Regions from separate parts of the Homo sapiens genome. Here region 2 is linked to region 1. A link is an interaction called in ENCODE POLR2A ChIA-PET data of the cell type or tissue named here. Cell type or tissue: PC-3. All regions are shown on one strand. Links, peaks and the distances in the headings refer to the core of each region. The heading gives the core; the rest is flanking DNA. Region 1 has its middle 37 kb from the start of LNCAROD. Region 2 has its middle 48 kb from the start of LNCAROD.

Region 1 (2,931 bases), core at 248-2,747:
TTGGATTAAAAAAAAAAATGGCCATCTTCTTTCCTCTACCTTTTTTCCTTTCTAATTTGCCCACTAAAGATGTTCAATTGCTCTACCTAACTCACAGCTTTAGTTGCCTTAAAGCTCCGTGACAAAAACTACTGGAATCATGCAGTCCTCTCTTTGGCCTATTGCTCATTTTAGTTTTCTTTTTTTAAAAATTTTAACTTTTATTTTTAAATTCAGGGGTACATGTGCAGGTTTGTTACATGGGTATATTGCATGATGCTGAGGTATGGGTGCAAGTGATCCCATCACTCAGGAGTGAGCATAGTACCCAGCAGTTAGTTTTTCAACCCCTGCCCCTCTTTTCCCTTTCCTCCTCCTCCCTCTGGTGGTCTCCAGTGTCTATTGTTGCCATCTTTATGTCCATGAGTACCCAACGTTTAGTTTCCACTTGTAAGTGAGAACGTGTGGTATTTGGTTTTCTGTTCCTATGTTAATTTGCTTAAGATAATGACCTTCAGCTGCATCCATGTTGCTGCAAAGGACATAGTTTTGTTCTTTTTTATGATTGCATAGTATTCCATGGGGTGTAAGAACCACATTTTCTTTATCCAATCCACCACTGATAAGCGCCTGGTTTGATTCCATGTCTTTGCTATTGAGAACAGTGCTGTGATAAACATAGGAATGCGTCTTTTTGGTAGAATGATTTATGTTTCTTTGGGTGTATACCCAGTAATGGAATTGCTGGATCAAATGGTAGTTCTGTTTTTAGTTCTTTGAGGGCTCATTTCAGTTTTGAATAAAAACATAAAGCTTGGATAAACTATAATATTTCAGAAGTACAATTTTTTCTATTGTTTCTAGTGACATAATTTGAGAGAAATATGTCCCAATAGAAACTATTGTTTCTAGTGACAAAATTTGAGAGAAATATAAAGAATGATATACGCTTTTTCCTTCAGGCTATGGAGCAACTAAATCAAATGATCTCTACTCCTCTGTTTCTTTGTCATTTGCATAACCTGCTCCATCCCCACTGTGATGTTTCCATAGGAATTTGAGTGATACTCTCCAATCAAAGAGTGTCTCAGGATCTGGGGATTTATCTCATTCAGAAGTTAAGTTGAACACTCCCAAGAAAACCCCCCCACCACATGTTAGATTAGAATAATAAAATGTATTGACAATGATAGAACTTGGAATCCCAAGAAACCTTGTATAATCATTCAGTTCATTAGTTCTCAAATGTGAGTGTGCATCAGAATCTCCTAGGGGGTTTGTTAAAACAGATATTGTTAAATCACATCTCAGAGTTTTTTTGCATAGGTTTGGACTGGTGCTAGGCAATGTGCATTTCTAACAAATTCCCAGGAGTTCTGCTGTTTTCCTGAAGTAGGAGAGTCAATAGTTGAATGTCGCAGGTAAATATAGGAAAATAAGGACAGGAAAGTCATCATTGGATTTAACATGGAAAAAGGTATCTTGTAAGCTTTGTAAAGCATTTTAGCAGAGTGGTGGCAATAGAAGCTAGCTTTCAAATGGTTACCAAACAAGTGGATAGATGGGGATGACAAATTTCGAGTCATGAAAAACTTGAACAACATATACTGCCTACCTTCTAAATTCTTTCCATTTATATTTCTGGTTATATATCTTCCCTGAGGCTTTGATTTTTGACCTCGGAGGGTAATTTTAAGATAAAAATCTTCTCTTAGATTTGGCTTCTACTATAACTGCCTTAATCTGAACTAGACTAAGATAATGACAACCAGAATTTTGGGAAAAAAAATGTGCATTTGCAGATCTTGGATTCTTGGATTACCTTTTTGAGTTAGCTAGACAGACATCTATAATGTTGAGATCCTACATTAAACTTCCAGAGGAAGTAAGCCACCATTGAAAATTTGAGTTAACTTCAACTGTGACTTAACAACTGGGAAGCATGTATTTCTTATTGAGATAATTTTCTGAATAAATGTATTGGATAGTCTTATTCTATATTGTCTTCAACATGATTTCATTTATATTATTTTCCATTACATTGCACTAAAACCCTATCAAGCTGGCAGGATCTGTATGAGGAAATCAAAGATCAAAGATGTTAAGTAATTTACCCCCAAATAATGAAGTATGTGAAGTGCCGGGACTGAAAGCATAGCCAGGCTTCTTGACTGTGTTACATGGCACTGTCCAGCTGAAATATAATGCAAGCCAAATAAGTAATTTTAAATTTCTAGTAGCCAACATTAAAAAAGTAAAATGAAACAGCTACAATTAATTTATCAGTATATTTATTTTAACTCAACATATTGAAAATATACAGCTCAATAGTTACATACGGCTAGTGTGTTCCTCACTGGACAGCATAGTTTTAAACATTCTGAGAGGTTAGTCCCCAAAGTCACAGCTTATAAGGGTCAGTGGCAGAAGTTTTATTTATAAATATAATACAAATGAATATTAGTAAGTGGAAGTGTATTACTCTGTTATATGGCTGATGGTCTAGAGCTGCACTACTCAATACAGTTACCAGTATCCACACAGGACTACTTAAATTAAAATTAAGTAAAATTATTAAATAAAATTTAAAATATATACCTGCAGACAGATGAGCCATATTTTTTGAGCTCCATAACTCCCACGTGGCTACTGACTACCTATTAGACAGCATGGGAACATCTCTTTAGACATTCACGAGATACAGATCCATATATTTTTTTCAATTGACAGTTTCCATTCCCACCCCTGCCTCAGCCTTCACTCTACAATCATATTACTTTCTGGTTATTTATATGAATTACATCATTCTTTATGTGTTTTATAACTTGCTTTTATTCAATCAACAATATTTTCTGGGAGAATTTCCATATTCATATGTATATGTCTACATCATTCATTATAATGGCTTCATAGCCTTCTATTATATTTACCATAGATATTTTAAAATATCTC
Region 2 (2,931 bases), core at 169-2,668, 86 kb after region 1:
CATACAAACTTTTCCAATATGCACTCCTCAGTCTAATTAAGCAAAATGTAAATATACATTTGAAAGCAAGTTCTCCTTTATATGGAATAAATTGCTTTATTTTTAAGTTAGTTTAGCATGTGACCAGAGTCAATGGAAGGAAAAGCAACATCTATTTTATTACTGATGGGAGGCAAGAATTTTAATATCCACAGATAAATTTAATGAGGACCATCTTTCTTATCTTTGGAGGAATATAGTTTACATATGCAGTGCCTTTCAATCTAACATGTTTAAGTTCTATGTGTGTATATTTGCACATGAATAAAACAAAAAGCTAATGAAATTAGAGTTTTAGAACTAGAGGGAAATGTAAATGTACCCTATTTCAGCTCTTCTGTCTTACAGTTCAATTTTCCATATTACAGTTCACACTCTTAGAAATTGAGATCTATAGGAGATTAGGAATCTGTCCATTAGTTGCAGAATAACAAATATTCAAATTCTTTAAAATTTTATATTCTGGTATATTGGTCTAGATCCCAAATTACCAAAAAATTTATGAAAAAAAATTAAATAGAAATAATTAAATAACTTATTAATACCTATAAAAGTACTTGAATTACACACTGAATTATTAACATTTATTGCATTTTAATACAATATGAAGGTAAAATGTATTTTGTGGTATGTGAAATTTCATGTTTTAAATATTTTTCTTGATTGATAACATTTTAACCAATCAGATCACCTCACTCACTGAATGCCTTGGCTAATAGAGAACTCTGAAATTTAATCCCAAAGTGGGCAATCCTGTGATATTCTGAATAATTTAGCCATTTTTCTCCTCATCTATTGGAGAAGAAATACATTTTTTTATTATCAAACAAATAGGCAAGATTTTTGAATGAATAAAATTATTTAGGTAATTTCTAATCTCCCCCTTTTACTGGTATAGACATAAATGGTATTGTTTTTTATTTGAAGGAAAGTTTTCATGTAAAGTTTTTAGCAAATTCTACTCTTAAAAGATTGTATATCACCAGAAAAGAATTAAAAACAAACCAGAGATGAAGAATGTAAAGAAGGAGTCTCTTGCAGCATGCCAGCAGAGGGGTGCAGGGTCACAAATAGCCTGTAAAAATCAAGTTTTGATGGAAGGAAGATGACAGGTTGATGACAACTGGAGAGAGGAAGTAGACTGAAATCCTCAGTTCTCAAACTTTAACATGGTAACTGGGGTACTTGCTTTAACTCAGATTCCTAGGTGCCACTTCAGAGATTCTTTAGCTCTGAGTTAAGGCACAGAAATCTGCAGTTTTAACAAGAAGTGCTAATGTACAGATGCAAGTGATTTGGGGCCATGCTTGAGAAATCCTAATTTAAATTATAGCACAGGGAATGTAGGTTATGTAAAAGAAAAAAACAAAGGACTGTCCAATTAACACCACAATAAATTCCTGTGTGAAAAAGTGGACATTCTTTTCTAGAACAATATTTTGCAACAGTCACCAGCTACTTCTCATAAAAAGTTTCTGCTCAGACCAGGCACAGTGACTCATGCCTTTAATCCCAGCACTTTGGGAGGCTGAGGTGGGCAGATCACCTGAGGTCAGGAGTTCGAAAACAGACTGGCCAACATAGTGAAACCCCATCTCTACTAAAAATACAAAAATTAGGCAGGCGTGGTGACAGGCGCCTGTAATCCCAGCTACTTGGGAGGCTGAGGCAGGAGAATCACTTGAACCTGAGAGGTGGAGGTTGTAGTGAGCCGAGATTGCACTACTGCACTCCAGCCTGGGCAACAGAGTGAAACTCTGTCTCAAAAAAAAAAAAAAAAGTTTCTGCCCAGATAATCCTGGAAAATTTCTATGCTCTAATCAATATTTAGAAATTCGTAGATTATTCTAACATGCAAAAAGGTGTTGCAGTACAAAACTCTAACTCTGTTTAAGTGATTTTCTATATTTACTTAATCATGGAATGTATTTTTATTTAACCAGAATTCCTATTTGTATCCCATGATCCTATCCTCAGAAAAACCACTTAGGAAAACAATAGAGTAATAGAGAAGTTTTGACCTTTTGAGCTGATATACAAGCACCTCTATTATCAAATGCCCCAAAAGCCTACTATTAAATCTCTTTACCTGTGAATGAAGATGTTCAGGCCTTTGGGGGCTTTATACAGGGACACTCTGCTGTTGTTCTGGCTGAGTATTGTTTGAAAGATTCTTCTCTGTAACTAGGAAGCTCTATTTATAATTTCTTATTTTTTCCCCTCCATGATTGGAAGTACTTTTAGCTATAGCAAGCTGTATTGAGTTTTCCAATTTAACTATTTCATGCCTATTTATATATTGAGTCACATCATTTAGTTATCATTTTTGGACAGTGACAAAATGACAGTGGATAGGGTTTTCTCTTCTCTTTGTAGAAAACAAAACAAAACTCTTCATAGAAAACACAGGATTTTCTGAATGATTCCAAAATAATTTGAAATCTGTCTTTTATTATGCTATATGATCTAACTCCAATCCTAGAATGATCAAGCCATCTCTGTCTCCATGGCTGCTTACAAACATCCGAGTTCTGCCAGAGAAAGCCACAGAAATAGACATAAGTTCTATTATGAATTCATGATCACTAAACTCAAAGAAGCCTTCACCCTACCAGTTAATTCTACTATATAGTGGTTCCCCATTATTCATGGGGATACATTCCAAGATTCCCAGGGGATGCCTGAAACCACAGATAGTACTGAATCCTACATATACTATATTTTTTCCTATACATACATACCTGTGATAAAGTTTAATTTATAAAGTAGACACAGCAAAAGATGATCAACAATAGAACAACTATAACAATATATTGTAATACAAATTATATGAATGTTGCATCTCCCTCTTTTTCTCTTTCTTCTCAAAATATCTTAATACTATGTATAATA

The links. ChIA-PET counts read pairs that join two places held together with the same protein. Peaks named below come from ENCODE experiments on the same cell type or tissue, not always from the same donor. Only the 100,000 strongest peaks of a DNase experiment are listed, where the experiment ranks them.
Region 2: POLR2A ChIA-PET joins it to region 1 with 16 read pairs; 3 of 35 experiments call an interaction of 5 or more read pairs at or near these places.

What each region holds. Positions count from the first base shown.
Region 1 is chr10:52,431,701-52,434,631 of GRCh38, forward strand. No RefSeq gene overlaps it. Among named protein-coding and RNA genes, the nearest start is that of LNCAROD, 37 kb to the right of the region's middle. In PC-3, for the core only: no CTCF peak of the experiment used is centred there; a DNase peak (open chromatin) is centred at 1,551.
Region 2 is chr10:52,517,383-52,520,313 of GRCh38, forward strand. No RefSeq gene overlaps it. Among named protein-coding and RNA genes, the nearest start is that of LNCAROD, 48 kb to the left of the region's middle. In PC-3, for the core only: no CTCF peak of the experiment used is centred there; a DNase peak (open chromatin) is centred at 1,509.